Linked DNA regions of Homo sapiens: all the other regions are linked to region 3. Evidence: read pairs that join two places in POLR2A ChIA-PET (ENCODE). Cell type or tissue: HepG2. All regions are shown on one strand. Each heading gives the region's core, and the rest is flanking DNA. Links, peaks and the distances in the headings are about the cores only.

Region 1 (7,591 bases), core at 1,833-6,832, 64 kb after region 3:
CGACCTCAACTCATTGCAACCTCTGCCTCCTGGGTTCAAGCAATTCTCCTGCCTCAACTTCCCAAGTAGCTGGGATTACAGGCACCTGCCACTTCGCCCAGCTAATTTTTGTATTTTTTGTAGAGACGGGGTTTCACCATGTTGGCCAGGCTAATTTTGAACTCCTGACCTCAGGTGATCTGCCTGCCTCAGCCTCCCAAAGTGCTGGGATTACAGGCGTGAGCACTGGTGCCAGGTCGCCTCCATTTTCAAATTGTGTTTAAGGCTGGGAGCCGTGATTCACACCCGTAATCCCAGCATTTTGGAAGGCCGAGGCAGGCAGATCATTCGAGGCCAGGAGTTCAAGACGAGTCTGGCCAACATGGTGAAACCCCGTCTCTACTAAAATATACCAAAAAAAATAAAATTAGCCAGACGTGGTGCCGCACGCTTGTAATCACAGCTACTCAAGTAGCTGAGGCATGAGAATCAAGAATCGCTTGATCCGGGAGGCAGAGGTTGAAGTGAGCCAAGACTGCACCACTGCACTCCAGCCTGGGCAACAGAGTGAGACTCTGTCTCAAAAAAAAAAAAACCAAATTGTGTTTAATATACTGTATATATATATATATACATATTTATTTATTTATTTATTTATTTATTTATTTATTTATTTATTTTGAGTCTCTGGATGGCAGTAACTCAGTCTCAGCTCACTGTAACCTCCACCTGTCAGGTTCAAGCAATCCTCCTGCCTCAGCCTCCCAATTAGCTGGGATTACAAGCATGCACCACCACGCCCGGCCTATATATATATATACTTTTTTTTTTTTGAGATGGAGTCTTGCTCTGTCGCCCAGGCTGGTGTGCAATGGGGTGATCTTGGCTCACTGCAACCTCTGCCTCCCAGGTTCAAGCTATTCTCCTGCCTCAGCCTCCTGAGTACCTGGGATTACAGGCGCGCGCCACCACACCCAGCTAATTTTTGTATTTTTAGTAGAGACGGGGTTTCACCGTGTTGGCCAGGATGGTCTCGATCTCCTGACCTCAAGTGATCTGCCCCCCTGGGCCTCTCAAAGTGCTGGGATTTACAGGCGTGAGCCACCTCACCCGGCTGACACTTTTTTCATTGCAAGATTTTGTAGCCTCAGCTACTCAGGAGGCTGAGGTGGGAAGATGGCTTAAGCTGGGAATATGGCTTCAGCCAGGGAGGCAGACAGAGGTTGCAGTGAGCTGAGATTGCACCACTGTGCTCCAGCCTGGGGGACAAAGCGAGACACTGCCTTAAAAAAAAAAAAAAGACTTTGTCAGTGAAGGAAGGACTACATTGATTTACAACCTGGCATGAGCTTCTTATGTTGCTAAGAGCCAGCAGTGGTTCATGGACAGCACTTGGAATTGCACTGTTGTGTAATATAACAATGAAAATCCCCGTTGCTGGGATAGGTGGAGACTAAAGGCTTATGTGGGACTTGGGCCTGGCAGCACTGCCGCAGGGCGCCCACACGGCTGTATACCTGCTATGCCCCTTCTGGCCCTGCTGCCTCCTGAGCTCTCCAAGGCCCTTTCCTGTGGCCTGAAACCCTATGATCATCACTGTTAGGAGCAAATAACCTGATTCCTTCGAATTAGAGACAGGCTCTCAGGGAGTGGGAGCAGCCCTCCAAGCAGAGGGCTAGGCCGTGGGCCATCCAGCACTGCACCCTCATTCTCATTAAGCTGAGCAGAAGAATGAATGAGGGATGTCTCTTCTGGGCTCGGACATGGGCCTGTTTGCAGTAGGGCTTCTCTGAGGCCACCTCTCTGAATCAGGGGCCCCTCCTCCTCTCCCCCAACACCTTACCCCAGGTCGAGGTTCAAAAGGTCCAGGACACTGTGGGGAAGCAGATGCTGATCATCGCTGCTGACGGCCAAAAGCACCAGGGTCGGGTGGCCTTTCTCTCAGTAAGGTTGGCCCACCCCACCCCAGGCCCAGGCTTCCCCAGTGCCCTGCATCAGGCTGCAGGGACCTCCCAGGACTCTGAGTGGATGGCATGGGACCAGGCAGTCAGGGACAGGATGCCTAGGTGGGCTCCGGGCTGTGACAGTGGTGGTGCTGGAGTGGAGCTCACGGACGCCTCTCTACACACCCCACAACCTCCAGGAACTGATCCAGACAATGCGAGGTGAGGCGAACACCCACTTCTCGGAGATCATCAGGAGGTCAAACAGCTGCAGATGCAGATCTTGGATTTCGTGGAGAAAGAGGAAGCAGCCGCCCTGGGGATGCTGAGCAGCTCCATCCAGCAGAGCCACAACCGGCTCCTGAAGCTGGAAGGAGACAGCGTCTGGCTCCACACCCTGCTCATCAACCAGAGTGACCAGCAACGTCTGCAGGCAAGGTCCCAGCCCTCTGCCTCTGGCTCAGGCCCCATCGCAGCTTCCACTCTCCCTCCACCCACAAACACATCAGATCTCGGTCGGGAGTGGTGGCTCATGCCTGTAATCCCAGCATTGTGAGAGGCCGAGGCAGGCGGATCACCTGAGGTCAGGAGTTGGAGACCAGCCTGACCAACATGGTGAAATCCCACCTCTACTAAAAATACAAAAATTAGCCAGGCTTGGTGGCAGGCGCCTGTAATCCCATCTACTCGGGAGGCTGAGGCAGGAGAATCACTTGAACCTGGGAGACGGAGGTTGCAGTGAGCTGAGATCATGCATTGCACTCCAGCCTGGGCAACAAGAGCACAACTCCATCTCAAAAAAAAAAAACCACAAAACACACACACACACACACACACAGCCGGGTGCGGTGGCTCACGCCTGTAATCCCAGCACTTTGGGAGGCCGAGGCGGACAGATCACCCGAGGTTGGCAGTTCGAGACCACCCTGACCAAACATGGAGAAACCCCGTCTCTACTAAAAATACAAAAATTAGCTGGGTGTGGTGGCACATGCCTGTAATCCTGACTGCTCAGGAGGCTGAGGCAGGAGAATTGCTTGAACCCAGGAGGCGGAGGTTGCGGTGAGCCGGAGATTGCGCCACTGCACTCCAGCCTAGGCAACAAGAGCGAAACTCCGTCTCAAAAACACACACACACACACACACACACACACACACACACACAGATCAGCCTTTAGGGTGCATCACTGTGTCCATTCCCCTGCCTCAGGGAGCCTCCCCATTCCAGGTCTTCTGTCTTGAGCTTGCACGAACACCCTTGGCTTTCTCCACTTCAGAGCTCAGCCTTACCCTAACTTTCCTGCCTTGGTTTTCCTGGAACACATGGGATTCCAGGCATCTAGCACAGCCTAAGTTTCTCCAGACTTCCCTGGATCATGGCTGAGAGTGAGACCAGAACAATCTGTATAGCCTGGATTGAAATCCCTTTTCCAGCCCAGGAGGTGGAGGTTGCAGTGACCCAAGACTGCACCATTGCACTCCAGCCTGGGCAACAAACTAAGACTCTGTCTCAAAAAAAGAAAAAAAAAAAGAATCGTGAAATCCCTTTTCCTTCCCCAATCCTGGCCTGGCCCTGAAGCCTGGACTGATGCTGCTGTAAGTAGCGGGTGGGGCCAAGCAGCAGCCTTTTCTGGACGGTGCCTGGAGTTGCCCAAACCCTGTGCTTGGGAACTCCAGCTTCCTTTAAGCTGCCATCACACCCTGGGCAGACATCTAGGGCAACTGCTCACTTTGTCCCCTGTGCACAATGGGAAGCATTTGGCAATGGCTTTTACTAAGCAGTTCAAGGCACAACAAAAATCCTCCCATCATTTTCTGAAAATCCCCTTTGCCTAATGCACACTAGGCCACAGTGGCCAAGCCCTTGGCAAAGCCCTGACCTCTGATGTCCAAATAGCTAGGAGGAGGGAAAGGAGATGCCCAGGTTTGGAAAGGGGAAGCTTCTGCTCCACCGGCCCATGGTTCTGGAGGCCTCTGGGCCTGTGGCATCGGCCTAGGTCCTGGCTAACAGGTGGTACCTCTGGCCCCTCCCTGCATCCAGGGGTTCCTCCGACTGAAGCAGTTCTCAGCCTGCATGGAACCCCTGATGGGCATCAACTGTGAGGAAACGCAGAGCTTCCCCCAGCTGCCAGAGACCCTGGCTGAGCTCTGGATGCGGCTGCTGGACATGGGCCTCAGCTTCTTTAACCAGCTCTCAAAGTTCTGGGATTACAGGATTACAGGCGTGAGCCACCGCGCCTGGCCTTTTTTTTTTTTTTTTTTTTTTGAGACAGACTCTCGCTCTGTCTCCCAGGCTGGAGTGGAATGGCGCCATCTCGGCTCACTGCAACCTCCCCCTCCTGGGTACAAGTGATTCTCCTGCCTCAGCCTCCCGAGTAGCTGGGACTACAGGTGCCTGCCACCATGTCTTGCCAATTTTTTTGTATTTTTATTAGAGATGGAGTTTCACCATGTTGGTCAGGCTGGTCTTGAATTCATGACCTCAAGTGATCCGTCCGCCTTGGCCTCCCAAAGTGCTGGGATTACAGGCGTGAGCCACCTCGCTGGGCCCCCACTCAGTCTTGTGTGCCTGAACAAATACAAAGGGAGACGATGTTAGGGTCTGATGGCGGGGGAGGAGGGCGACCTGGGGCAGCACCCACTCACCCTCCAGGCTGTGTCTGAGCAGCGGGCTGAGTTTGGGGACAGGAGCGTGGGTGGAAGCATCCCCTGACTTGTATGCAAATGCCTTGCAAGCCAGCGTCCTGCCCTGGAGGCTGCTGACCCTGCTTCCCCACCTCCACCCGCCAGGTTACTGCAACCTGAACTTTGACCCCGCCACCGCCGGCGACGAGCTGTTCCAGCTCTAGGAGACCCGCTGGGTGCTGAACCTGGGGATCCTCCTGGAGCCCCTGACAGGGGGCGGCCCCTTCCCGGGCTTCAAGCAGTGACCGCAGATGCTGTGCTCGCGCGGCCTGTCCGAGGGCCGCCACTAGGACGGGAGGTGGAGGTGTCCAACTCGTGGGTGTGCCTGGGCGTCACCTACCCCCGCAGCTCCCCGCTCGGCGGCCGCCCGAGCCGCAGCGTGGTCTACCTGCTGGGCCGCAACCCCTTCTCGTGGTGCCTGGAGTGGGACGACAACGCGCAGACCGTGCTGCACGGCGCCTACCACCGCACGCTGGGCGTGGCGCTCGACTGCGACGCCGGCGGCTTGTCCTTCTACGGCCTGGCGGGTGGCGCCAGCCTCTTCTACCGCTTCCTGGCAGCCTTCCTCGAGCCGCTCTACCCCGCGGTCATGGTCAGCAGCGGCGCCTCGGCCACGCTCAAGCGGCGCCCGGAGCCCGCGCCGCCCGTGACAGCACCCCATAAATAAACCTGGACTTATCTAAGCGCTGGCTGGCGCGCCAGGACGGTTCCCGGCCCTGCGCCATCCCACCTCCCAAAACGCAGGCGACCCTTTCTCGCCACAGCCACAGGAGGGCTCTAATCCGGCTAGAGTTCCCCCAGGCACTGGGGACAGTCCCGTGGCCTTGTGGGTGGGGGATTCCTGACTGCGGTGCACAGCCCACTCCCAAACCCCATCCCAGCAGCGTCCTCTGGCCTTGGTTCTCCAGGCTGGTCTTGGCCGCTTGGCACTGGGGCCTGTGCCAAAGGCCTTGTCGTCTGAGAGGGGGCAAGGTTTGGGCCAGGTGGTCAGACTGAGAGGTGGCGCCAGCTGGATTGGGGTACGGGTGGGCTGTCTGAGTGGCTTCATTGTCGCCTGAGAGGTTAAACTGGAGGAGCCCAGGCCTACCTCAGATCCAAAAATGTTGGGCTGGGGACCCAAGCCCAGGCAGGGGTGGGGCTGCTGCCCAGAGCAGAGCTGCTCACTCAGCTGGTGTTTTACAGCCCAGAGGGGGTGTGACACTATCGCGGGTGAGTAAACCTTAAACCCCCTCCACCCTGCTGAGTGCTGCTGAAAGCTGCTCCCCCATCCCCAGCCATCACCAACCCACTCAGCTCCCAGAAGGTAGCACTGCTCACAGCAGAGGGGCTACGTCCATATCCAGGCCTCTGCCATGCGACCAGAGGCTGAATCCAGGCCGAGACCCTGCCAGGGGACCCTGGCCAGGCCATGACTGAGAACTCAGCTCCTCTGTCTGGGGAAGCGGAAGATTTGGGTGCACCATGGAGCCACCTCCACATTTCCAGCCTCAACCAGCCACTTGTTCCTGTGGCTTCTCAAGCAAGGGTTCTCAGCGAGGTTAATGATTGGCTCTGAAGAGGAACTGATACAAATCACTGAAGAAAAAAATCCCAAGGGCAACGAATTCCAGAACCAGCCCACGCGGTGCCCCAGGGGTGTTCCTGAATTCCGTCTCCACCTGGCCTGTTCCGGGAAAAATTAGTGACCCGGTTTTTCCTTCAAGGTGGTCATTTTGGAGCCAGGAGGGCACAGGGGGAGCAGAGTGTTCTCTGAAGGTTGGTGGGGGCGGGGGGGCTCCTCTGAGGAAGCCCTGGCTACAGCCTCGTGGTAGCCTTTCTCCCTGGAGCCTTCGCTCAGCTCTGAGCCCAGTGACTCATTCCCCACAGGCTGCTGCCCCTGTGAAGTAAGGAATGAGCTCGAATTCTTTGCCCCTTATTAAAAGACCTTTTACCCAAAATCCACATCTTGCCTCCCCACCCCACAGTCTTCCTCCTGGCACCAGTGGCCACAGGCTTCTGCAGAGGAGCGCTCAGGTCAGGAAATGCTGAAAAGGTGAGTGCATGACCCAAGTGGGTAGCAGCAGCCGCATACATCTCAGAGTCTTCCCACATCACGGGGCTGGCAAGGACAGGGGCTTCCTCGCCAAGTCCTCCCCGCTCTGAAAGACACTTGGTGGCAGGATGGTGCGTGACACCCTCAGGCACACATCCAAATGTCCCGGGGATGATACTTGCTCTCAAACAGCTGTTCCTTATTTGGGGGAGTCCTGGGCCCCCATAGGTCCGCAATGGTGGTCCTGAGGGTCCTGAAACTCTTTTCAGTATTTCCACGAGCCAGATGGCAAGCAGGCCTGTGCTTTCAAGGAGGCAGGTTAGCAAACCGAATGTCAGGGTGTCTGGTCTCTGCCTGGCCTGTTCCTGGAGAAATTAGTGACCCAGGTTTCAGCCTGTGCTTCATGGGGGAAAACATCACAGGGCGGGCAGGCGTGGTGGCGCATGCCTCTAATCTCAGCATTTTGGGAAGCTGAAGCAAGAGGATCACTTGAGCCTAGGAGTTCCAGACCAGCCTGGGCAATTAGCTGGGTGTGGTCACACATCTGTGACCAGGCCAGGCTGGTCTTGAACTCCTGACCTCGTGATCCACCCGCCTCGGCCTCCCAAAGTGCTGGGATTACAGGTGTAAGCCACCGCACCCGGCCGGAAATGTTTTTCAAATAATCCTTGGAGGCAGATTTGTTTACAGCCTGTTTGGATTTAGCCTGAGTGCTAAAGCAGGACCGGAAGAGTGAGTGGGTGGCATTCAGGGACAGTCCCTGCCCTGGGCCCCACAGTGGGGGAAAAGGGAGGGGCAGGGTCCACTGATGTGGGTTATTCATGAGCACTGGCTGAACTTGCTGCCCCCAAAGAGCCCTTCTGTGATTTTTTTTTTTTTTTTTAAGCAGGTTCTCCCTCTGTCACCCAGGCTGGAGTGCAGTGGCATGATTACAGCTCACTGCAGTCTCAAC
Region 2 (6,294 bases), core at 1,060-6,059, 72 kb after region 3:
TGTAACAGCTGCAAATGTAGGAAGCTAGAAGACAGAGTAACAGGTCATATGGTACTTTTTTTTTTTTAAAGAGATGAAGTCTCACTATGTTGCCTAGGCTGGTCTCGAACTCCTGAGCTCAAGTGATCCACCTCAGCCTCCCTAAGTACTAGGATTACAGGCATGAGCCACCATACCCAGCCTGAGCCACCACACCATATGGTACATTTTCACCAGTATCCATACTGTGCATATTTTCCCAAATTACTGTCAAAATAGAAAAAGGGCTTGTTTATTTTAATCATGAGACAAAAACGGGCTTGTTCACTGGCAGCATATTATTAATACATCCTACAAATCTGTCCAATAGCTTTGTTTTGTCCTTAATCTCTTCCCTGGTTCCCACTACAAGTGGGTGACAAGAGGCAACCCAGTCAAAGCCATATATGTTGCTTCCTGGATGTTACTCCAAGTTTGACCCAGACTCCTCGGGAGGGTCCAAGTAGAGCCAAAGAACCTGGAGGCATCCCATCATCCCATTTTCACAGGCGGGAGGAAGCAGGGAGCAAGACCAGATGGCAGGAGACTGGGGAAGGAGCCTTTAACCCTTTCCTCCCAAGGGCAGTGTGCTCAGGGCTGGGCTGGAAGGGAGAGGGTGTCTGTGGGAACCTCAACAGAGGCCCTGCCTGGCATACCATGGGTACCCGATGACTGTCAGGAGCATCTTTCCCAAGAGAACATAAGCTCACCTCTGCACTTTTCCTGGGATGGAAGGCAGCTGATGGCAACCCGGACCAGGCTCCACCAGCTAAGGAGAGGTGGGCCGTCTTCAGCCCGCCCTGCCAGCCCAGTCCTTCCCCCATTTCTTTCCAGCTCCCTACCATGAACACCTGTCTCCATAACTCCCATTGTCTTCATCACCAGCCCCCTTCATCCCCACTCTTACCCCACTCCATTCCACCCCCAAAGCATCCCACCTCCTGGCCTTTTTGCTCATGCCGTCCTCTCTGCCTGAAGCACCCTTCACACCCACCCCCTGCTTGTGTTATTCCCACTCATTCCCTAAGACTCAGCTAAGTGTTCCAGGAAGTCTCAGTCTCCACTCTCCAAGCCAGGCGGGTTTGCCTCGCATCTGCTCCATAATACCCTTTGCACATGTGCCCCCTGCCACCCACGTTGTCCTGTTTCATGTGTGAATTCACCATCAGACTCAGGGGTCAGCTGGGTATGTCATGCCTATGACTCCAATGCTTCACGCGTGCCTGACACACAGCAGATGCTTAATAGTAGTGGACCCGAGAACTAAGGAACCCTTCCAGAGGTTGGAGGTTGGGGACCACTGCAGATCCCTTCCTGGGCCAGGCTGGGTGTGGATGGCCCAGGCATGCTTGCTTCCCTCCTTCCTTCCCCTCTCGTGCCATCCCCTTCGTCCCTTCTGAAGCTGAGTCCATGTACCCACTGCATCTAGGCAGGACAAAGAAACTGCCTGTCTCCTTCTGTGTCCATTTTGACCTCCCTGTAGCCTGAAGATTCTTGAGCCTGAGGACCCTCCTGAGCAGGTGGGTCAGGGGAGAGACACGTGCCTCTCCCAGCCTGTTGCCTGATGTGTAAAACGGCATGCATAGGGATGCCATTCATATTGACTGAGGCTTATATGACTCCAGGGCTTCTCAGATGACTAGGGGGTTGGGAAACACAGGCGTTGTGAGCGGGGCAGTGACCAGAGTGAGGAAAGTGAGACAGTCACCTGGAGTGCAACATTTAAGGGAAGGCATCAAAAACTTAGCAATCAAGATAAATTAAATAATATTGGCCAGGCGTGGTGGCTCATGCCTGTAATCCTAGCACTTTGGGAGGCCGAGGCAGGCAGATCTCCTGAGGTCAGGAGTTTGAGACCAGCCTGGCCAACATGGTGAAACCCTGTCTTTACTAAAAATACAAAAATTAGGGAGGCTGAGACAGGAGACTCACTTGAACCTGGAAGGCAGAGGTTGCAGTGAGCCAAGATCACGTCATTGCACTCCAGCCTGGGCAACAGGAGTGAAACTCCCTCTAAAAAAAAAAAAGAAAAAATTAGCCAGATGTGGTGGCGCATGCCTGTAATTCCAGCTACTGGGGAGTTTGAGACAGGAGAATTGCTTGAATCCAGGAGGTGGAGGTTGCAGTGAGCCAAGATCGTGCCACTTCACTCCAGCCAGGGCAACGGAGCAAAACTCGGTCTCAAAAACATAAATAAAAAAAAAAATAAAATAAAATAAAATAAGAACAGATCGCTGGGCGCAGTGGCTCACGCCTGTAATCCCAGCACTTTGGGAGGCTGAGGCGGGTGGATCACAAGGTCAGGAGATCGAGACCATCCTGGCTAACACACTGAAACCCCGTCTCTACTAAAAAATACAAAAAATTAGCCGGGCGTGGTGGCAGGCGCTTGTAGTCCCAGCTACTCGGGAGGCTGAGGCAGGAGAATGGCGTGAACCTGGGAGGCGGAGCTTGCAGTGAACGGAGATCGCACCACTGCACTCCAGCCTGGGCAACAGAGCGAGAATCTGTCTCAAAAAAAAAAAAAGAACAGATCTGACCTGACCTGGCACTCCCTGCCAAACTCCTCTCAAAGGAATTCACTCGCTGGTTCCAATGAAATTTTATTCACAAAGCCAGGTAACTGCCCCAAGGCCCATGGATTGCTGATGGGATTTTCTAACAATATTGCATTAACTTTTTGTCTTAATTACTGAGCTTTTTTGGTGTCCCCTAATATTCTGAGCCGGAGGTGAGTGGCTCAGTCACCTCATCCTAGCAGGGGATGTCACAGACAAGGAGGGGGTGTCAGGGATGCCAAATGTTCTGCAATGCTCAAGTCCTGCCCCCAACACAGATAGCGCCCCTGTTGTTGGTAATGTGTTGGTATAGCAACACTGCGTGAAAAGTGATGAAAAGTGAAATAACATTCCTGGAGCCAGTTGCTCACTCTTGCCAAAGTAAATTAGAATCAAAGTGTCAGAAGTCAGTGTCAGGGGCACTGGTTAGAAGGCTTTTGGGTCCTTGCCAAGTGTTTCTGGAAGCTGCATCTTTCTCGTTGACATTTCCTGTCTGGAGGTCAAAGGCCTTGTTGCCTTTGAGTTTCACACAGCGAACCACACAGCTGGAGATGGTTCAATTTCTGCCCGGTTTGCTTCAGTGCTCTGTAAGTGTCCCGTGAGTGGCTCCTGTGGGCCAGGCACAAGGCTCCGCAGGGTGGGTGCGGTGGGGAGCAACGTAGATCCATTCCCTGCCCCCACCGCAGCTCAGGGGTTTGGGGGAACAGACCCTAAGGTTGGTCACAGTGGTGCCCACACTAAGCTACACACTGAGATAAAGGCTTTTCAGGGCTGGGCGTGGTGGCTCACACCTGCAATCTCAGCACTTTGGGAGGCCGAGGCAGGCGGATCACTTGAGGCCAGGAGTTCGAGACCAGACTGACCAACATGGTGAAACCCTGTCTCTACTAAAAATACAAAAATTAGCCAGGTGTGGAGGCGGGCGCCTGTAATTCCAGCTACTTGGGAGGCTGAGGCAGGAGAATTGCTTGAACCTGGGAGGTAGAGGTTGCAGTGAGCTGAGATCGTGTGGTTCCACTCCAGCCTGGGCGACTGACCGAGACTCCATCTCAAAAAATATATATATATATATATTTCCATCCTTAAAGTAAACAAAGATAGGACACAAAAAGAATGAACTGTAGGAAAAAAATATATAAACTGGACTTCATCAAAACTAAAAACTTTTGCTCTTCAAAAGATACTGTTAAGATAATTGTGCTGGTGCCGTGGCTCACACCTGTAATCCCAGCACTCTGGGAGGCCAAGGCAGGCGGATCATGAGGTCAAGAGATCGAGACCATCCTGGCCAACATGGTGAAACCCTGTCTCTACTAAAAATACAAACATTAGCTGGGCATGGTGGCACGCACCTGTAGTCCCAGCTACTCAGGAGGCTGAGGCAGGAGAATCGCTTGAACCTTGGAGGCAGAGGTTGCAGTGAGCTGAGATTGTGCCACTGCACTCCAGCCTGGTGACGGAGCAGGACTCCATCTCAAAAAAAAAAAAAAAAAAAAAATTGGTTGGGCGCAGTGGCTCACACCTGTAATCCCAGCACTTTGGGAGGCTGAGGTCGGTGGATCACTTGAGGTCAGCAGTTCAAGATCAGCCTGGCCAACACGGTGAAACCCTGTCTCTACTAAAAATACAAAAATTAGCCGGGCATGGTGGCATGAGCCTGTAATCCCAGCTACTCAGGAGGCTGAGGCAGGAGAATCGCTTGAACCTGGGACACGAAGGTTGCAGTGAGCTGAGATTGTGCCACGGCACTCCAGCCTGAGTGACAGAGTGAGACTCTGTCTCAAAAAAAAAAAAAAAAGAAAGAAAGAAATTGCGGTTTAGGGGTCATGCAGCCCCTGGCTGCAGGAGTCTGAATCTTCCCAGATTGCTCCTGGGGATAACATCATTATTGCAAAATCTAAGATCAGTGCTTGAGATATTTTGTAGACTCTGAACTCCATGGATCAGCTGACACCACCCAGACTGGTAATCTGACTCAGCCACTTCTGCCATCCAACCCAGGAACAGAGGACAGCAAGAAAACCTCACTTCAACCCCTTATGAGTCCATCTCCAACCTGACCAATCAGCACTCCCCACTTCCCCAGCACCTACCCACCAAATTATCTTTAAAAACTCTGATCCCCAAATACTCAGGGAGACTGATTTGAGTAGTAATAAAACTCCCGTCTTCCACGCAGCCAGCTCTGCATGAATTAGTCTTTCTCTATTGCAATCCCCCGTTTTGATAAATCGGGTTTGTCTAGGCAGCGGGCAAGGTGAACCCACTGGGTGGTTACAGTGGCTGAGGTCAGTGAGTGAGGAAGAATGATTTGAGGCCAGAAAGGTGGGTAAGCGCCAGGCTTGGAAGGGCCCTGTAGCCACCCCAGGGGCTCACCTTCATCTCCAAGGCCTGCAGGGTTTCAGTTTTTTGTTTTTTTGTTGTTTTTTTTTTGAGACCAAGTTTCACTCTCATCACCCAGGCTGGAGTGCAATGGCACGATCTCAGCTCACTGCAACCTCCACCTCCTGGGTTCAAGTGATTCTCTTGCCTCAGTCTCCCAAGTAGCTGGGATTACAGGCATGCGCCACCACACCCGGCTAATTTTTGTATTTTTGGTAGAGACCGAGTTTCACCATGTTAGCCAGGCTGGTCTCGAACTTCTGACCTCAGACGCCCCTCCCGCCTCAGCCTCCCAAAGTGCTGAGATTACAGGCATGAGCCACCGCGCCTGGCCAAGGCCTGCAGGGTTTTAAGCAGGGTTGGCAGTAGGGCAAGATCAGGCTTAATGGATCCGAAAGATCAGTCACCTACAGTGTTGAAAAGGAATCTGAGGTCTGAGCTGGACAACGGGTGGCGGTGGATGGTGTGGGGATGGAGATGAGGGTAAATGGTCAGGTTTGAGAAACAGTAAGGGGGTAAAGTGAGTGGGACGTCGTTGTGGATTGGTTGTGAAAGAGGCAAAGGTCAAAGAGACTCATGGGATTTGGCCCAGGCACCTAAGTAGATGTGGTGCTGTAATTTGCTCAAGCATGGAGCACATAAGGTATCCCAGGTTTAGCAGGGGGCGGCAGAGGACAGTGTCAATGGCAAGTTCCGGTCAGTGTTGAGTTTTAAAGGCCTTTGAGGCACACAAGGATAGGTTCCAGGTTGAATATCTGGACTGGACATAAAAGGCACCGGATCCTGAGTATACAGGGTGTGGTTGGAGTCACCATGTGGAGTGAGAAGAGGGAGGGTGAAGGTCTGAGGCTGTGAAACTCCATCGTCCACAGATCAAAAATAAACAAGGCCGGGTGCGGTGCTCATGCCTGTAATCCCAGCACTTTGAGAAGCCGAGGCGGGTGGATCACCTGAGGTCAGGAGTTCAAGACCAGCCTGGCCAACATGGTGAAACCCCATCTCTACTAAAAATACAAAAATTACCCGGGTGCCGTGGCGTGCACTTGCAATCCTAGCTACTCAGGAGGCTGAGGCAGGAGAATTGCTTGAACCCAGAAGGCGGAGGCTGCAGTGAGCTGAGGTCGCGCCGCTGCACTCCAGCGTGGGCAACAGAGCGAGACTCCCGGCCAACTGAGTACATTTCAACTAATGCACATCAAGGACTACCCAGGTAGGGGAAGAGGGAAAAACCTGAAAAGGGCCTGTAGTTCTGAGGGCCACATGCAGAAGTGGTGGGTGTCCTCTCACCTGCTCCCAGGGCTGAGGGGTCTGCCTGCTCCCCTACAAGGGACTGCCT
Region 3 (7,871 bases), core at 2,872-7,871:
CTGGGAGGCGGAGCTTGCAGTGAGCTTAGATCGCGCCACTGCACTCCAGCCTGGGCGACAGAGTGAGACTCCGTCTCAAAAAAGAATTGCTGTCCAAGCTCAGATACTGGAAGCCTAGAAACAGGACTGTGGATCCTGATCAAAGGGGGCACCTCTAGGGTATCTTCCTTCGCCTCACACTGCCAACGCTACCCACCCCTTCTCGCACCAGCAGCCTGGGTGGACCTTTCCGATGGGGGACTTCCAAAACCAGAGAGGAAAATGCTCCTGAATCTTTGAGGGGTTTCTTGCTAGCTTCACTCTCTCGTCTCCAGACAAAAAAAGGCAGCTCTGTGGACTCCAGTTCCACCAGCCCACACAACCTGAGTCTGTGGAAAAGCTTCCAAAGTCTTCTAAGGGAGGTAGACTCAGGGGCCAGCTGGAACTGGGGGGAAATGCAGGCTTCTCCCCAAAACTCCTTCCCCAAATGTCCTGATGGGGAACAACTTCCCTTGAACTCAGGAGGGGAGGAAAGTGTGGTGTGGGGCTGGGCATGGTGGCTCATGCCTGTAATCCCAGCAATTTGGGAGGCGGAGGCAGGAGGATCACTTGAGCCCAGGAGTTGGAGACCAGCCTGGCCAACATGGCAAAACCCCATCTCTACTAAAAACACAAAAATTAGCCAGGCATGATGGTGTGTACCTGTAATCCCAGCTACTCCGGAGGCTGAGGTACAAGAGTTGCTTGAACTCAGGAGGCTGAGGTTACAGTGAGCCTAGACCACACCACTGCACTCCAGCCTGGCGACAGAGTGAGACTCAGTCTCAAAAAAAAAAAAAAAAAAGTGTGGTGTGGCAAGCCCAAGGCTGGGCCCCAAACTGCTGTGCTTAGTACATCAACTGAACAGCATGGGGCTTTTACAAGGGCAGCGTGCAAGTGGCTGTTGGGTTTTCCCATCCTGTTGTCACCTGTCGTCACCAGGATGGGGAGCAGGTGGTGGTGACCACATGGAGCAGTCACACCTGAGAGACGAAGGAAGCCGTGGCGTGAATCCAGCCACCCTTTTCTCCCTCAGCCTTTTTTTTTTTTTTTTTAGACAGGGTCTTGCTCTGTTGCCCAGGTTGGAGTGCAGTGGCACAACTGTAGCTTACTCGGCCTCCAGCTCCTGGGCTAAAGTGATCCTCTCTCTTCAGCCTCTCCAGTAGCTGGGACTATGCTGGCTAATTTTTTTTTTTTTAATTTTTTGTAGGGACCAGGTCTTGCTATATTGTCCAGGCTGGTCTTGAACTCCTGGGCTCAAATGATCCTCCCACATTGGCCTCCCAAAGTGCCGGGATTACAGGAGTAAGCCACCATGCCTGGCCTCCCTCAGCTTTCTAAACCGCCCTCTGGATGCATTTCTTTCCCTTCTTCCCTCCTTTCTTTCCCTTCTTCCCTCCTGATCACCACTTTGTCCTTGCTCTGTGGACAGATACTCCCTGCTGCAGGGAGCTCCTCCCCGCCCCCCGGCCCCTGCCCCATTCTCTCCTCCCCTGAACTGGCACCCTTCTCCTCTCCCAGGGCCAAACCCACCACCCCACTTAGGGAGGGCAGCTAGCCAAACAGACCTGCCTCTGCCCTCCCTGGGGATCCTGAGCTGAGAGCTGGGGGGTGGCCTCAGTTTTAGGGGACCAGGCAGATAAGGGGTAGCAATGAAGGAAGTACTTTCCAGGGAGAGGTGGGCAGCTCTGTGCTGCCCATCCCCTCAGGGAAGAAGGAAAGAGGGTTGGAATACAGCTCGTCAGACTGGATTTCCCACTCCAGGGCTACAGAGGAAAAAAGACAACAGTAATCAGGTGTCTGAAAGAAAAGTGTCCCTTAAGGAACCTGCATGCACATAGCATCCCTTAGCAGCAGCTAATTTTTGTTGCCTGCTGACTTCATGCCAAGCACTGTGTTAAGTGTTTTATATGTGTTTACTATCCTCAGGAACTTTATGAGATGACTATAAAATCTCCATTTTACTGATGAGGATACAAAAACTTAGAGGTCAGGTTAGTAATTCAAGGTCACATAGAAATATTCAAACTCGGCTGGGCATAGTGGCTCATGCTTATTATCCCAGCACTTTGGGAGGCCAAGGTAAGTGGATTGCTTGAGCCCAGGAGTTCAAGACCAGCCTGGGCTGGTAGAGACAAGAAACCTTGTCTCTACAAAAATACACAAATTATCCAGCACATGCCAGTAATCCCAGCTACTTGGGAGGCTGAGGTGGGAGGATAGCTTGAGCCGGGGAGGCCGAGGTTGCAGTGAGCCGTGATCATACCAGCACTCCAGCCTGAGTGACAGAGCGAGACCTTGTCTCAAAAAATAATAATAATACAATTTTAAAATGAAGTCATAGTCACAGTTACCAGCAGTTAGGACATGGACACATTTTTCTATTTTTTTAATAAAAAAATAAATATTTAAACTTAGTCCTGACCAATCCACCATGCCTCATTGCACATTCCCTATCTACACATAATGATGAGTTTTGTTTTGTTTTGTTTTGTTTTGTTTTTTGACGGAGTCCTGCTCTGTCACCCAGGCTGGAGTGCAGTGGCACAATCTCAGCTCACTGCAACCTCCACCTCCTGGGTTCAAGCGATTCTCCAGCCTCAATCTCCCGAGTAGCTGGGATTACAGGTGCATGCCACCATGCCCAGCTAATTTTTGCATTTTTTTAGTAGAGATGAGGTTTTGCCATGTTAGCCAGGCTGATCTTGAACCCCTGACCTCAGGTGATCCACCCACCCTGGCCTCCCAGAGTGCTGAGATTACAGGTGAGAGCCACCACACCTGGTCAATGATGAGTTTTAAGAGGCCATCTGGTGGGGCATGGTGGCTCATGCCTGTAATCCCAGCACTTTGGGAGGCCGAGTGAGCCAGGCGGATCACGAGATCAGGAGTTCGAGACCAGCCGGGCCAGCATGGTGAAACCCCGTCTCTACTAAAAATACAAAAATTAGTCGGGCATGGTGGTGCACGCCTGTAGTCCCAGCTACTCGGGAGGCTGAAGCAGGAGAATTACTTGAACCCAGGAGGCAGAGGTTGCAGTGAGCTGAAATCGTGCCATTGCACTCCAGCCTCGGCAACAGAGCGAGAGTCAATCTCAAAAAAAAAAAAAAAAAGGAGGTCTTCTGACCCAGGGCGGTACAGAGAAGAAGAAAGGGGTCCTATGTAGGTCCTATGTAGGACCCCCTACATAGGAATAGTACCCCAACTCATAGGCCCTATAGAAAGGCTTGTGTCTGCAAGCTCCTCAGCTGCCAGAAATGACCTCTTTCCTCTCTTCTCCCATGAATGTCCCCTCCCTGAAGCACCATCTCGGCCTATAGAAAACCAAGGAGGAGAAAGGGAAGACTGGCCTCAGCCTTTAGTGCCCATCTTTTTGGGAGAACAGGTGGCCCCTTTCTGGCCTTTCTCCCAGGGCCCCCATTCTGGATAGTTCACGGCAGCAGCAGGTAAGAGGAGCTTGCCAGCTGCTCCTCTCTCCACCCCAGGGCGGCTTGCCTCATTCTCTCCTCTACCCACCTCCTCTCCCAGAATCCAGGCCACCAGATGGCCCAAGCAGGCTGTGTTTATTTGGGGCCATGGAAACCTGCAGCTTCCTTTTCCTATTGCCTTGGGTCAGGTGCAGAGCTGGAGCCCAGCCTCAGAGCAATGATGTCATGGAAAGGTTCTGACTTTATTACTCATAACCCCTTAGCCCCCGACCTGAGTGAATGCCTGGTTTTGCTCCTCTGAGCAGCTTATTCCAGTTGCCATAGAGATGCGTCTATTCCCTTTGAGGTCTTGGGACTAAGTCAAACAGCGCGGGACCCAGGAGACTCTCCTCCCAACCCGAGATAGAGCCCGAGATATGTCAATTGTCACCCCTTTCTAGTCTGAGCTTATAAAGCCAGTGCTTAGAAAGTGGTTTATTCCTTCTTAAAGATTTGCTGTAGCCATAATGCGGAGATGGTAAAAGCTTGGTGTGATGACAATCTCCTGTTTCAATCAGCCAGCATCCCCGGGGGCACATTTTTCTAGATAATTATGCTTGTTCCTAAAAATAGAACTCTTCATTAAGAAACAATCGCTAGCATTACTAATAATTATGAACATTTATTTAGCTTTGTTTCCATTTACCACATAGCCTCTCAACACAGTAACTTAACTAAGGTTTAGCTGTTTTCAAACACTGCTTGCTCTACTGTGAACCTTTTTCAGAATTGGAACTTGTCTGTAGTTCATCCCTTACCAGCGCTATGAAAGGGTTCTAGTTAGCTGGCAGTTCTCTGAATTCTCTCCCTACCTCCCGAGGGACCCCCTCTCTCCTGGCTGGAAGAAAGCATCATCTTGCTCCATAAAGCTGAAGGGCGGGGGACGATGTTCCAGGTTTTGCAAACATTTCTTTCGGTGGCCTGCCTTCTCCTCCCATCTGGTATTTGTCCTGCAGAGCTGCTGGGTATAAGCCAGTACACACACGTGCTCAGCGGGGAATTTGCTCATAGGCTGCCTTGTAAAAAGAGCCTGGCGTTCCTAAAACTCAGCTCTACCAGAACCCAACTTTCAAAAGTACATTCCTACAGAATTCATTTTATCAGTACTCATGGGGTGCCCACGATGTGCCATGTTCTGGGTGCTGGGGATATACCAGTGAGCCGGTGCCCTCCTGGAGCTCACATTCCGGCTAGGAGACAGCAATTAGACAATTAGGACTGAGTGATTTTTGTAAAGGAAGAGAAAAAAGATAAATTAGAGCAGAGTAAAGGGGCTGGGAAGCGCGGGGCGGGAGATGCCCCAGGCTGGCCGGGCAGGCCTCGCTGCTGTTTGAATTGGGCAGTGGGCGGTCCAGGCGGAGGGCACGGACTCTGAAAGGAGAGAAGTGGTGTTTCTGGGGGCCACAAGATCGGGGCACTCTTCCGGTAGCAGCTCGCTCTCTGGCCACCGTCTTCCCCAGCCAACCAGGCCTCCCGGAGGCGGCCGGCCAGAAAGCATCGGCGGGACCCCAGTTTGCCGCCTCCCCTCGGCGGGACCTAGAAACTGCGCGGAACCAAAGCTCGAGGGCGGCTCGAGTTTGCGGACCGCGGGGAGGAAGCGCCCGCCGGAAGCAGTCGCAAGACCTGAGCATGGCGGCCACCAGGTGCCTGCGCTGGGGCCTGAGCCGAGCCGGAGTCTGGCTGCTCCCACCGCCCGCACGGTGCCCACGCCGGGCGCTGCACAAGCAGAAAGACGGCACTGAGTTCAAGAGCATCTACAGCCTGGACAAGCTCTACCCCGAATCTCAGGGCTCGGACACCGCCTGGAGGGTCCCGGTGAGCCGGGAAGGACTGGACGGAAGGGGCGTTTTGTCAGGCTGCTGGGTGACGTTAGGAACCCCAGGCCCATTGGCCGGATGTGGAGCTACGTCGGGGGGCTACGTGATGGTCGCCGCGGGAGGGGGCTGGCTGTCTGCGCTAACCTGGCCGGGAGTGGGGTGCTCGCTGTAGCGCGAGATGTGCAGGAGCCCGGAAGGCCGGCTGGGTATGCTTCTTTCAAGGCTGCCAGCTTTTCTACGTTCGTGTCCTTGGCCCTCAAGACCAAATTCCAGTCCCAAGGGGAAATACGGGCATTCTGGCCCTCCAAGGCGGACAATAAAGGCAAGAGGCTGCCAAGTTGTTTGCTACCCTTTGGGACGTTACAGTGTCCATTGTCTCTAGTAACCCCAGGACGCGCGAATAAAACAGCTTCTCTGTCGTTCCTTCAGGATGCATTTATTTAGCCAGCTGTGTGCAGGCATTGAATCAAGCCCCGGAGCAAGAGAGATAAGACCCACCCAAACCCATTGAGCTTCCACTTACAGGACTGGAAAAGAATATCCATTCATTTGTTCATTAATTCACTCACTCACTCAACAAAAGCTGTGCTAGGCTAGGGGATGGAGTAGCAAACAAAATTGAAATTCTAAAGCTTGTGGAGCTTATGTTCTAGTGGAGGGAGACAAGCAGTAAGTAAATGACTAATATAGAATGTGTGAGGTAGTACTTTGCAGAAAATAAAGCCAAGAAGGAAGAAGTAGTGCCAGAGGTAGGAAGTAGGGTTGCAATTTTAAGTAGGATTGTCTAGGAACGCTGTCAATGAGGTGGCATTTGAATAACGACCTGGAAGAAGCCAGACAGCAAGTCATGAGAATAGGGGGCGGATGAGCATCCTAGGCAGAGGGAAGAGAAAGTGCAATAACCTGAAGGCAGTAGCAATCCCCAGGTGTGGCTCAGCAGGGGTCAGGAGACAAAGCCAAAGAGAGGGATGGCTGGGGAAAGGCCTGTTACTAGGACTTAATGGCCTCCAGCCTTTCCTCTGAACGCAAGGGAGACCTATTGGAGAGCTTGAAGCAGAATGGAATTATCTTAGTTTTACAAGGATCACTCAGAGAGCCTTACAGAGAACAGATAGAGGATGCCAAGATCAGGGAGACAAGTAAGGAGATTGCAATGTAGGGCAAGAGATGATAAGCAGGGTGGAAGCAGTAGGAGTCATGAGAATTGGTCAGATCCTAGACGTATTTTGGAAAGAAAGCCTGCAAGATTTGCTAATTGATTGGATGTGAGAAGTGAGAATAAAAGAGGAATTGAAGTCTGGGGCCTTTTTTTTTTTTTTTTTTTTTTTTGAGACGGAGTCTCACTCTGTCGCCCAGGCTGGAGTGCAGTGATGCAATCTCTGTTCACTGCAAGCTCCGCCTCCCGGGTTCACGCCATTCTCCTGCCTCAGTCTCCTGAGTAGCTGGGACTACAGGCGCCCACCACTACAACCGGCTAATTTTTTTTTTTTTTTTTTTTAGTAGAGAGGGGGTTTCACCGTATTAGCCAGGTTGGTCTTGATCACGGGCGTGAGCCACCGCGCCAGGCTTTTTTTTTTTTTTTTTTTTGAGACAGGGTCTTACTCTGTCATCCAGGCTGGAGTGCAGTGGCGTGATCTCAGCCCACTGCAACCTCCGCCTCCTGGGTTCAAGTGATTCTTGTGCCTCAGCCTCCCGAGTAGCTGGGATTACAGGCATGCACCACCATGCCCGACTCATATTTTTGCATTTTTAGTAGAGACAGGGTTTTCACCATGTTGGCCAGGCTAGTCTCAAACTCCTGACCTCAAATGATCTGCTCGCCTCAGCCTCCCAAAGTGCTGGGATTACAGGCGTGAGCCACCATGCCCAGCCAAGTCTGGGGCCTTGAGCAGTGAAAGGATTGAGTTGCTATTAACTGAGATGAGAGAGTGGCAATAGCATTCATTTGTTCATTCATTCAATAAAATGTTTATTGTATATCTACTGTGTCTACTACTACTTGAGTCTAGCATATACAGCCATGATAAACAAAATACAGGATCTCTCTCCTTCATGGAGCTTAATTCTAATGGAAGGAGCAGACAGTAAACAAATAGGGAAAATATCAGGTAGTGAGAAGTAGTGTAATGAATAGGCCAGGGTGCTGCAACAAAGTGCTGAGGCTACCTCAGATTATTAGTAAGGGAAGTCCTCTGAGGCGGCTTAAGGTTTGGGTCCATTAGACATCTGAGAAGAGACGTTGAGTAGCAGTTGGGTATATGGGTGTGGAGTTGAGAAGAAAGGTTTGAGTTTGAGCCAGAAAGTTGGGTGTCAAAAACAGGCTATTTTCTGGCCAGGCGCAGTGGCTCATGCCTATAATCCCAGCACTTTGAGAGGCCAAGGGTAGATCACTTGAGGTCAGGAGTTCGAGACCAGCCTGGCCAACATGGCAAAACCCCGTCTCTACTAAAAATACAAAAATTAGTCGGGCGTGGTGGCACACGCCTGTAGTCCCAGCTACTCAGGAGGCTGAGGCAGGAGAATCGCTTGAACCCAGGAGGCAGAGGTTGCAGTGAGCCGAGATTGCACC
Region 4 (8,119 bases), core at 1,441-6,440, 380 kb after region 3:
CAGGCTGGCTCTCCACTAGAGCTGAAGAAAGCAAGAGGCTGGCTCTAGAATGGAATGAGCACAGATCTGAGAGCTCAAAATGGGTCTCTTAATTCCTATAAGCACAGTTTGAAGTATGTATACATAAGCCCCTAAATGGCAGTTGCAACTCCTAGGTAAGTTTTATGTGCTCTAGTGTAGACTATTTAGGGGTCTTGTCAGTGGAGAACCTCTGGGACTGTCTCAAGCCTGCCCTACAATGGTGGGAGGAATTCTGATGTATTCCAACCACACCAGGCCTGAAACCTGCAGTGGAAGGGCAATTCCTTCTATTTTACATCCCAGTGTCCTCTCCCTCCCCGAGCCAAGAAAAACACAAGCTTTTATAAGAGAGAGAAACAAAGGCAGACATATTGAACCATTCAACTCTATTTTAGGCTTCCAGTAAAATGCTTTTATTTTTTCCTCTTTTTCTCTGGACAGTAACAGGTCAATGTGTAGACAGAAAGTAGGGAAGGGGTCTGCTGGAGGAGAGGAGTCACCATTTTTAACTAAAAGTTAACCAGGAACTCCAAGACAGGAGAAGATGTGATCCTTCTGAACTATAGACAGAGGATGAAGGCTAAGTGCCTATTTCATTATCTTGAAATGAAACTTATTCAATATCCATATGCACGTCTCCTTTATCAAGAGAAGGCATATATATGCCTATTTCAATGAAAGTTAAATTGTTCAATGCTATTCCAGCAACTTTTAAAACATGTTTTGGCTTACAACTAATACCCTCAAGACGTCCCAAATCAAAGCAATTCAAATGAAGCCAGTTTACTTCTTGAAGAATCAAATGAGGAAAACTCCGTTTTTTTAACTAACAGCTTTTAAGAAAGCATGTTCCTCCTCTTCACCCAGCCATTTCACACAGTTATGAGACAAAGGGCAACTACTGTATCGTCACTCTTTTTTTTTTCTTTTGGAGTAAAGCCACAACATTACCAACAAACAGCTAATGGCCACCGTTCAAAAGCAATAATGGCATTATGACTTCATATCTCAGTTATCTACCAAATTGAAAAGAACCACATATATGTATTTTTCTCTCTCCTCAAAGAAAATCTAAAAGTGAATGTGAGTATTCTGATTTACTTTCTCCTCCATAATAAAAATTTCTGAGGGACTGTTAAACAGGATCTTCTTCCCTAATAATAGGATGGGAAAGAAGGTTTTTACACTTGCTCCAGAATTTACTAATTTAAGTTAAAGAATTTATAAAATGTTCATGGTCTAGGTCTAGGACAAACTTCAAAGACAGAAATCAGGGAAAGTTCTTGTTTAAAAATTTTAAAAAAAGGCTGGGTGCAGTAGCTCACGCCTGTAATCCCAGCACTTTGGGAGGCCGAGGTGGGCAGATCACGAGGTCAGGAGATTGAGATCATCCTGGCTAACATGGTGAAATCCCATCTCCACTAAAAATTCAAAAAATTAGCCGGGCGTGGTGGCGGGCGCCTGTAGTCCCGGCTACTCGGGAGGCTGAGGCAGGAGAATGGCATGAACCTGGGAGGTGGAGCTTGCGGTGAGCCCAGATTGTACCACCGCACTCCAGCCTGGGTGACAGAGCGAGACTCCATCTCAAAAAAAAAAAAAAAAAAAAAATTCTTAAAAAGAGACCGCATGCCCCTAGTTTTGTTTTAATTTGTTGCTTCAGTGCTTAATGTGCAATGGGACAGATTTAGAGAAAAATATGAACCACCAGCCTTCTAGGTTCAAGTTTCTAAGATAAACTTATGAAAAAATCTAAGTTTGTATCAAAAACAAAAAATACTAGCCCAAAAGGGCTTTTGTACAGGCTATAGATGTGGGCATTTGAGTAGCCCATCTTATACCATCACAAGTGGGTTATCTACAGAAAACAGTAATCACCTACAGAAACATCAAATTACCTCTCCCATACACCAATGAAAACTGAGGAATTTTGTAGTCTAAGTTAACTTTGCCCTGATCTCTAGCTGGGCATATTTTCTCTAGTTCAAGAAAATAGAAACCTAGTTTCTAGAAAATGGTTCCGTCTGCTTTCTGACAATTTAGTGTTGACTTTGAGAATACCCTCGAAAAGTGTGGTGTCACAAACACAGCTTTGAAATGAACACACAGACACAAAGTTTTCTTCTCTTTAAAGGGCTCTGCAGCATCATCTTCTATGAGGCTCAACCTACATTTCTAACATTAAGAAATTACTGGGCAGTTAACTTCAGAGTAGAACTCTACGCCTTGGGCAATGAGGGCAAAATAAAGACTATCAATAAGTCCACATAACTTAAAAGTAAAAAGACTGCACGTCCTTTTATAAAGAACCATATTTCTACATCTCCACTTGCTTTCTCTTCATAAAATTCTAAGAATTTCATTCAGGGGTAGTAAACAAATGAGGTAGCAAATTCCAACAATCAGTCTAAGGCTCAGAAGGAAAAATGTCAAAACTTGAGACACAGGGAACACTCAAACATGAAGCTTCAGCCTTTCCTCCTTTAAAGTTAACATACTCTTTGATAACACTCATCCTCGTTAAAATAAATTACACATCCAAAAGAGCAAACTGCTACAGTCAATTGGGTAAACAACATAATTAACATGTGCTGGGGGAGAGCGAATCCTCACATAAATAGTGGGGCTCAAAATAAGCTGCACATGGTATAGAAGCTGATTTTTAAACTGTCAGCAGGTTTCTTTTCGTGCAATTAGAGTTTAATATGGGGTAATTGCTCCTCAAGTTTCTTTTAAGAAAGTCGAAATCTGACTTGTACAATAGCAGGTTGCACCTTATTATTTAGAACTCCATTTGTTTTTTCACAAAGAATAAAAATACACTGAAGTTCTTTAATGAGTTTTGGTATGTACTTCTAACAACCTCTCTAAACTGGGAAAATTAATTTCTAACCTACCAAAATCATATTCCAGAACGCAAAATCCTTTGGCTATACAAAGTAAGACTAACTGAATGCTTTTACATAAATACTTCAGGTCTGGGTCTTTTTAAAAAATGCTATTTTTAAAATAAAACTCTACAGGGCAAATCAATCTACTCATATACTTCCTTTCTACAATCACATTACTTTGACTTTACTTGAAATATTACCAGTATCAACAGACAAATGAGGCATTCACACAAAGGCAGTTAAACACCACACATCACACCAACTCACTTAAGTCATATTTAATATTCTACTCAGCATCTAAAGCTCTCCAGAACAAATATGATGGTAAATGTTAAAAGTGTACAATGAAAAACACAGCTTCTTTGTGTGTAATCAGGGCGAAAGAAGGTGGGTGAGCACAGGGAGAGCGATCTCAGCATTGTGCTCGGCATCAGCACTTACCTTGAGGATGTCCCCCCTTTTGAAGCTCAGCTCGTCGTCTGCAGTAGCTTTGAAGTCATATTTGGCGATGGCTTCCATTCTGAGCGCTGCTCAGTGCTCAGCAGCCTGAAGCAGGGGGAAGGGAGTCTTCCCTGCTGAAGCAACCCAGCGCTCTGGGCTTAGCCTCGCCTCTCTTCTGGGACTCGCTCCGGCACTCTGGGACACACAATGCCACCCTGAAGCAGGAGAGGGACGATTAAGAGCAGTGGCCAGGATTGAAGGCAACCCCGCCCTGCCAATCGGCCTGCTGTCCCAGCCCCCACGCCCCCTGGCTCGGCCTGGCTCAGCCCTCCTCCCTCCCTTCCAGGCAACAGCCCCCCCCCGCCGACTTCTTCCTCTTTTCAGCCTCGGCCCCCAGGCGACTGACAGGCCTGCCGGCCAATGGCACAGCTGCCTGAGCTATTCCTGAACACACTTCCTCTTCCTTCCCGCTGGGTGTGCACTGCGTGCAGGAACCGGCTGGAGTCCCACTCAGTCTCCGCCTTTCCTCCTTTACTCCTCACAGGCTCTTCTCCAGCACCAAATACGGTCCACTGAAAGGAAGGCCTCACCCTGGGGATGGCACCTGTCTCTTCTCGGTTAAACAGGCCTGTCTCCCTCCCTTCCCCACCGCCATCCTTTCTGGTCTTCTGAGAATGCTGGCTTCCCTACTGCACAGTCAAGAGCAAGCAAAGCAAAACTCTTTGGTCTCGAGCTGCTGCACTCTTCTCGAAACTAAACCATGATCTGCTCCCAGGAGAGCAGGAGAAAGTAAATGTAGGAACTGCTTTTTCAATCCATTTACTGCTACAAGCACCGGCGGCTTTCCCCCTGCACTTCCATGTTGTGATCGGCAAGCTCAGGTAACCAGAGAAAGATCACAGCTCCAAGCTGTGTACCAGTGGAAATGGTGGGGATGACGCTCTTGCATAAGGCTCCCTTTCCCCGGCAGATCCCCAAGACTCTGGGGTCCCCACCAGGAATGAAATAAATGACCAAGGCTCAGCACTCCAGAAATAGCTCCACATTATTTCTAACTAACCTAAGGAGCAGAGCTGAAGTCCTAATCTACACTTGAAAGGAATCCCTTTTTCAGAATCTGAGCTGCCAAGTATCTTGTTTGGGAAAGAAAGTGCAGGGAGATGGTGCCCGCAGAAGGTCAAAGAGAAGTCTCTCTCACAGTCACCCTGTGCACAGCTTCTTAGAGCAAGCAGAGTATAAAACTGATGCAAACTGCATTTTGCAGGTAAAAGATTCTGTGAGAACCCTGAGATACTGTATCAGACGATGAGGAACTGGCAGTAGTACAATGAACGGTGTAGTGAAGCGTCTCCAGCCATGAATATAGGACACAACCTAGATCTGTGGATAACTAAATAAAAATAAAGCCCCGTTCTGGTTAGCTCGGTCACTGTTTTCATACTTGCTAAACAAAAGCAGAAAACAACAGAACTGGGACAGATTATTTATAGTGACACCTTTCTTGGATAATTACAACCCAGCAGCTCATTTGAGGGGCACAAGTGATTATTATTCCTTTGTTCTAAAGTTGACAATTGGGGCACTAATCAAGCATAGCTGCAAATGGACCAAGTAGTAAAGCAGTGGGGAATATTAAGATTAGACCAAGATAAGTATTATCAAAAAGAAAATAAATCGTCTGACAATGAGTCCTTCAGTCAAATTCTGAAAGCCAAACATTCTGCTGCAGGTAACTAATAAACCAAACCAATGTTTATTCCTTCAGGCCATACCTAAGATATTCCATGTGGCGCTGGCTGTAACAGGGAAAGTAAAGAAAGAGTCCCAGCAAATATTAAAAAATACAGAGGTTGATCTGCGAATATTTATACTTGTGTATCCTTAAATGCCCTTCACTTACACTCTCTGTAGTTACTTTGATCAAACTAATCCGTGTACATAATTTTAAAAGTCAGAGTATTAAAAGGCTTATGAAAAAGAGCAGCTCCCTACCAACACCCACAGGCGATCACTCTCGATTTTGTTTTTTGCTTTCTCTTTGTATTTACTTATTTTTCTTTTTTTAAATCTTGTGGTCAATGCACAAAATGGATAGAGTATTTCTAAAGAATGTGCTTTTACTGCTTTCTCAGTTTATTCCAGCCATTATCTATTGCCTGAAAGGTGAAGATTTAGTTTCCCCCGACCTATACCAGTAATATCACATATTCTGGTTTAATCAGTAGTATGTTATGAAATACTACTCACTGATAATTTAAATAATGCACTAAAACCAATCATACTTTTTGTGTTTTTTTTTTTTTCTTTTTTGAGATAGAGTTCTCTAAGATTGCCCAGGCTAGAGTGCAGTGGCATGATCTCGGCTCATTGCAACCTCCACCTCCCAGGTTCAAGCGATCCTCCTACCTCGGCCTGTAGCTGGGACTACAGGCATGTGCCAACAAGCCTGGCTACTTTTTATATTTTTAGTAGAGACGGGATTTCACCATGTTGGCCAGGCTGGTCTTGAACTCCTGGCCTCAAGTGATCCGCCCACTTTGGCCTCCCCAAGTGCTGGGATTACAGGCATCGGCCGCTGTGCCTGACCCAATCATACTTTTTTGTACAATCCTTAGATTTTTCCCAGCATTAGCAACTGCTTAATGTTCTATTTTTTACTTGCCTAGTTCCCTGTGTATCTACTTTTACTTTTTCTTTTCTCTTTTTTTTTGAGACAGGGTCTTGCACTGTTGTCCAGGCACGAGTGCAGTGGCATGGTCATGGCTTACTGCATCCTTGATCTCCTTGGCTCAAGTAATCCTCATGCCTCAGCTTCCCAAGTAGCTGGAACTACAGGTGTGGGCCACTATGCCCGGCTACTTTTTCTATTTTTTGTAGAGACAGGGTCTCACTATGTGAGACCAGTCCAGTATAGCTTAGTGTTGAATTTGCATGGTCTCTAGAGGCAGGCCCCTCACGCTAACTGCTACAATTTTGGGCAAACTTTTCAAACAAGCTCCAGTTTCGTCATCTGTAAAATGAGAATAATATCTACCTTTTAAGACCCAGGCTGGTCTCAAACTCCTGGCCTCAAGCAATCTGCCTGCCTCGGCCTCCCAAAGTGCTAGGAATACAGGGGAGAGTGAGCCACCACGCCCAGCCCTATTTTTACTTTTAATGAATGCTCCAAAATCTCTCCTACTATCAAGATTTTCCTCAGCCTATTTATTTTAACTGGTCTCTAATGCCGAGACTATGTATTAGTGATAGGAAGCTGAAGAATATTTACAATGATAGGAAAAGAATAAGGAGTTTTATTTTTGAAAAACAGAAATCAGATAGAAATGAAAAGCCCTGTCACTTTCAAGGTGCTATGTAGTACGACCAGCCATAAGCTTCTGTGTCATTCAGGATTTAAGACAGCTGCAATGTTACTACTCAACAGCAGTACAAAAACCAAGACAGTTCTCAATACCTGCTTTCCTGCTGCTACTCAGCTCATCTGCTGAAAGCTTAAAAAGAATAACCTTCTTGAAAGTCGTGTTTTGAGTAACTATTGCTTTGTGAGATGCAGAGTTTGACAGAAAATTAAATCCCTACTTCCATGGCTGTGCTGAGTAAAAAAACAGAAAACTCAAAGAGGAAAGCTTATTAGGTTATCCACCCAAAAGAGCATATTCGCTAAAGGAATTCCAAAGGGTGTGTTTCAGTAAAGACAAAAAAAAATCTAACACATACACAACACTAATTACTAAAAGGAAGAAATCTGAAAGCAGACACAATGTATAATGATTTTAACAGAGTAGATGTTGCTGTTCACTTCCCAAGAAAATGGGGTATAGTGTACTTAACACTGAAGCCTAATGAGAGTAACCTCGAAACTGTTACCAGCCCATCCCAAGCAGTGAATTTTAAGAAAGGTAAGTACAGCTTTAATCATTCATTTCAAACAATGTCTACTGTATCCAAAAAAACTACTATCCTAAAGGTATTTGCAAGATTTTTTTTCTTTCTTCCATTTAACTCTCTTCTTCCCAAAATTCACAGAAAATAAAATACATGACAACAGTCCAGTATAGCTTAGTGTTGAATCTTCATGGTCTCTAGAGGCAGGCCCCTCACACTTACAGCTACAGTTGTGGGCAAAGTTGTGAAACAAGCTCCAGTTTTCTCATCTGTAAAATGAGAATATCTACCTTATAAGATCCACTGAGGATTAAATTAGACAACATATATAACATACATTAAGTGCTCTGGATAGAGCCCGACATGTAATAATCACTCAAAATTTATTTATTTATTTATTTATTTATTTATTTATTTATTTTTTGAGACAGCATCTAGCTCTGTCGCCCAGGCTGGACTGCAGTGTCACGATCTCAGGTCACTGCAACCTCCGCCTCCTAGGATCAAGCAATTCTCCTGCCTCGACCTCCCAAGTAGCTGGGACTACAGGTGCGCGCCACCAAGCCTGGCTAACTTTTGCATTTTTAGTAGAGATGGGGTTTCGCCATGTTGGCCAGGCTGGTCTCAAACTCCCACCTCAGCCTCCCAAAGTGCTGGGATTACAGGCATGAGCCACTGCACCCAGCCTTCAAAAGAAATTTTAAATGTTACTCTATTTAAAACATATGAAAAGAAATGCAAATTAAAACAATCAGAGTTTTCATATACTAATTGGCAAATTTTAAAAATATTTATAAAATCCAATCTGCAATACTTTGAGTAAACACACTTTTATTTATTTATTTATTTTTCAGAAAGGGTCTCACTCTGTAGCAAAGGCTGGA

What was found. Peaks named below come from ENCODE experiments on the same cell type or tissue, not always from the same donor. Only the 100,000 strongest peaks of a DNase experiment are listed, where the experiment ranks them.
Region 1: POLR2A ChIA-PET joins it to region 3 with 10 read pairs; 15 of 35 experiments call an interaction of 5 or more read pairs at or near these places.
Region 2: POLR2A ChIA-PET joins it to region 3 with 11 read pairs; 15 of 35 experiments call an interaction of 5 or more read pairs at or near these places.
Region 4: POLR2A ChIA-PET joins it to region 3 with 10 read pairs; 5 of 35 experiments call an interaction of 5 or more read pairs at or near these places.

What each region holds. Positions count from the first base shown.
Region 1 is chr17:75,072,482-75,080,072 of GRCh38, forward strand. It overlaps the pseudogene TRIM80P. Among named protein-coding and RNA genes, the nearest start is that of SLC16A5, 12 kb to the right of the region's middle. RefSeq lists enhancers at 5,865-6,094, 5,952-7,151. In HepG2, for the core only: a CTCF peak has its summit at 5,377 (motif pointing right); DNase peaks (open chromatin) are centred at 4,740 and 6,159; H3K4me3 peaks cover 1,056 bases; H3K27me3 peaks cover 1,648 bases.
Region 2 is chr17:75,081,233-75,087,526 of GRCh38, forward strand. It overlaps a transcript of SLC16A5 not described here. Among named protein-coding and RNA genes, the nearest start is that of SLC16A5, 3.6 kb to the right of the region's middle. In HepG2, for the core only: a CTCF peak has its summit at 5,631; DNase peaks (open chromatin) are centred at 1,633, 3,049, 4,519 and 5,709; H3K4me3 peaks cover 9 bases; H3K27me3 peaks cover 592 bases.
Region 3 is chr17:75,007,573-75,015,443 of GRCh38, forward strand. MRPL58 (mitochondrial ribosomal protein L58) reads left to right here and starts at 5,098. Exons shown (of 6, transcript NM_001545.3): 1 at 5,098-5,300. The coding sequence starts at 5,115. RefSeq lists enhancers at 4,726-4,875, 4,742-5,425, 4,966-5,275, 5,326-5,405, 5,426-6,108 and a silencer at 4,891-5,073. In HepG2, for the core only: CTCF peaks have their summits at 3,571 (motif pointing right) and 5,018; DNase peaks (open chromatin) are centred at 3,629, 4,459, 4,979 and 5,369; H3K4me3 peaks cover 2,095 bases.
Region 4 is chr17:75,390,201-75,398,319 of GRCh38, forward strand. It overlaps GRB2 (growth factor receptor bound protein 2), which reads right to left. Exons shown (of 6, transcript NM_002086.5): 2 at 3,351-3,565. The coding sequence starts at 3,428. LOC124904060 (a long non-coding RNA gene) reads left to right here and starts at 3,863. Exons shown (of 2, transcript XR_007065909.1): 1 at 3,863-4,231; 2 at 4,615-5,212. RefSeq lists enhancers at 3,784-3,883, 3,826-4,734. In HepG2, for the core only: no CTCF peak of the experiment used is centred there; a DNase peak (open chromatin) is centred at 3,771; H3K4me3 peaks cover 3,282 bases; H3K27me3 peaks cover 301 bases.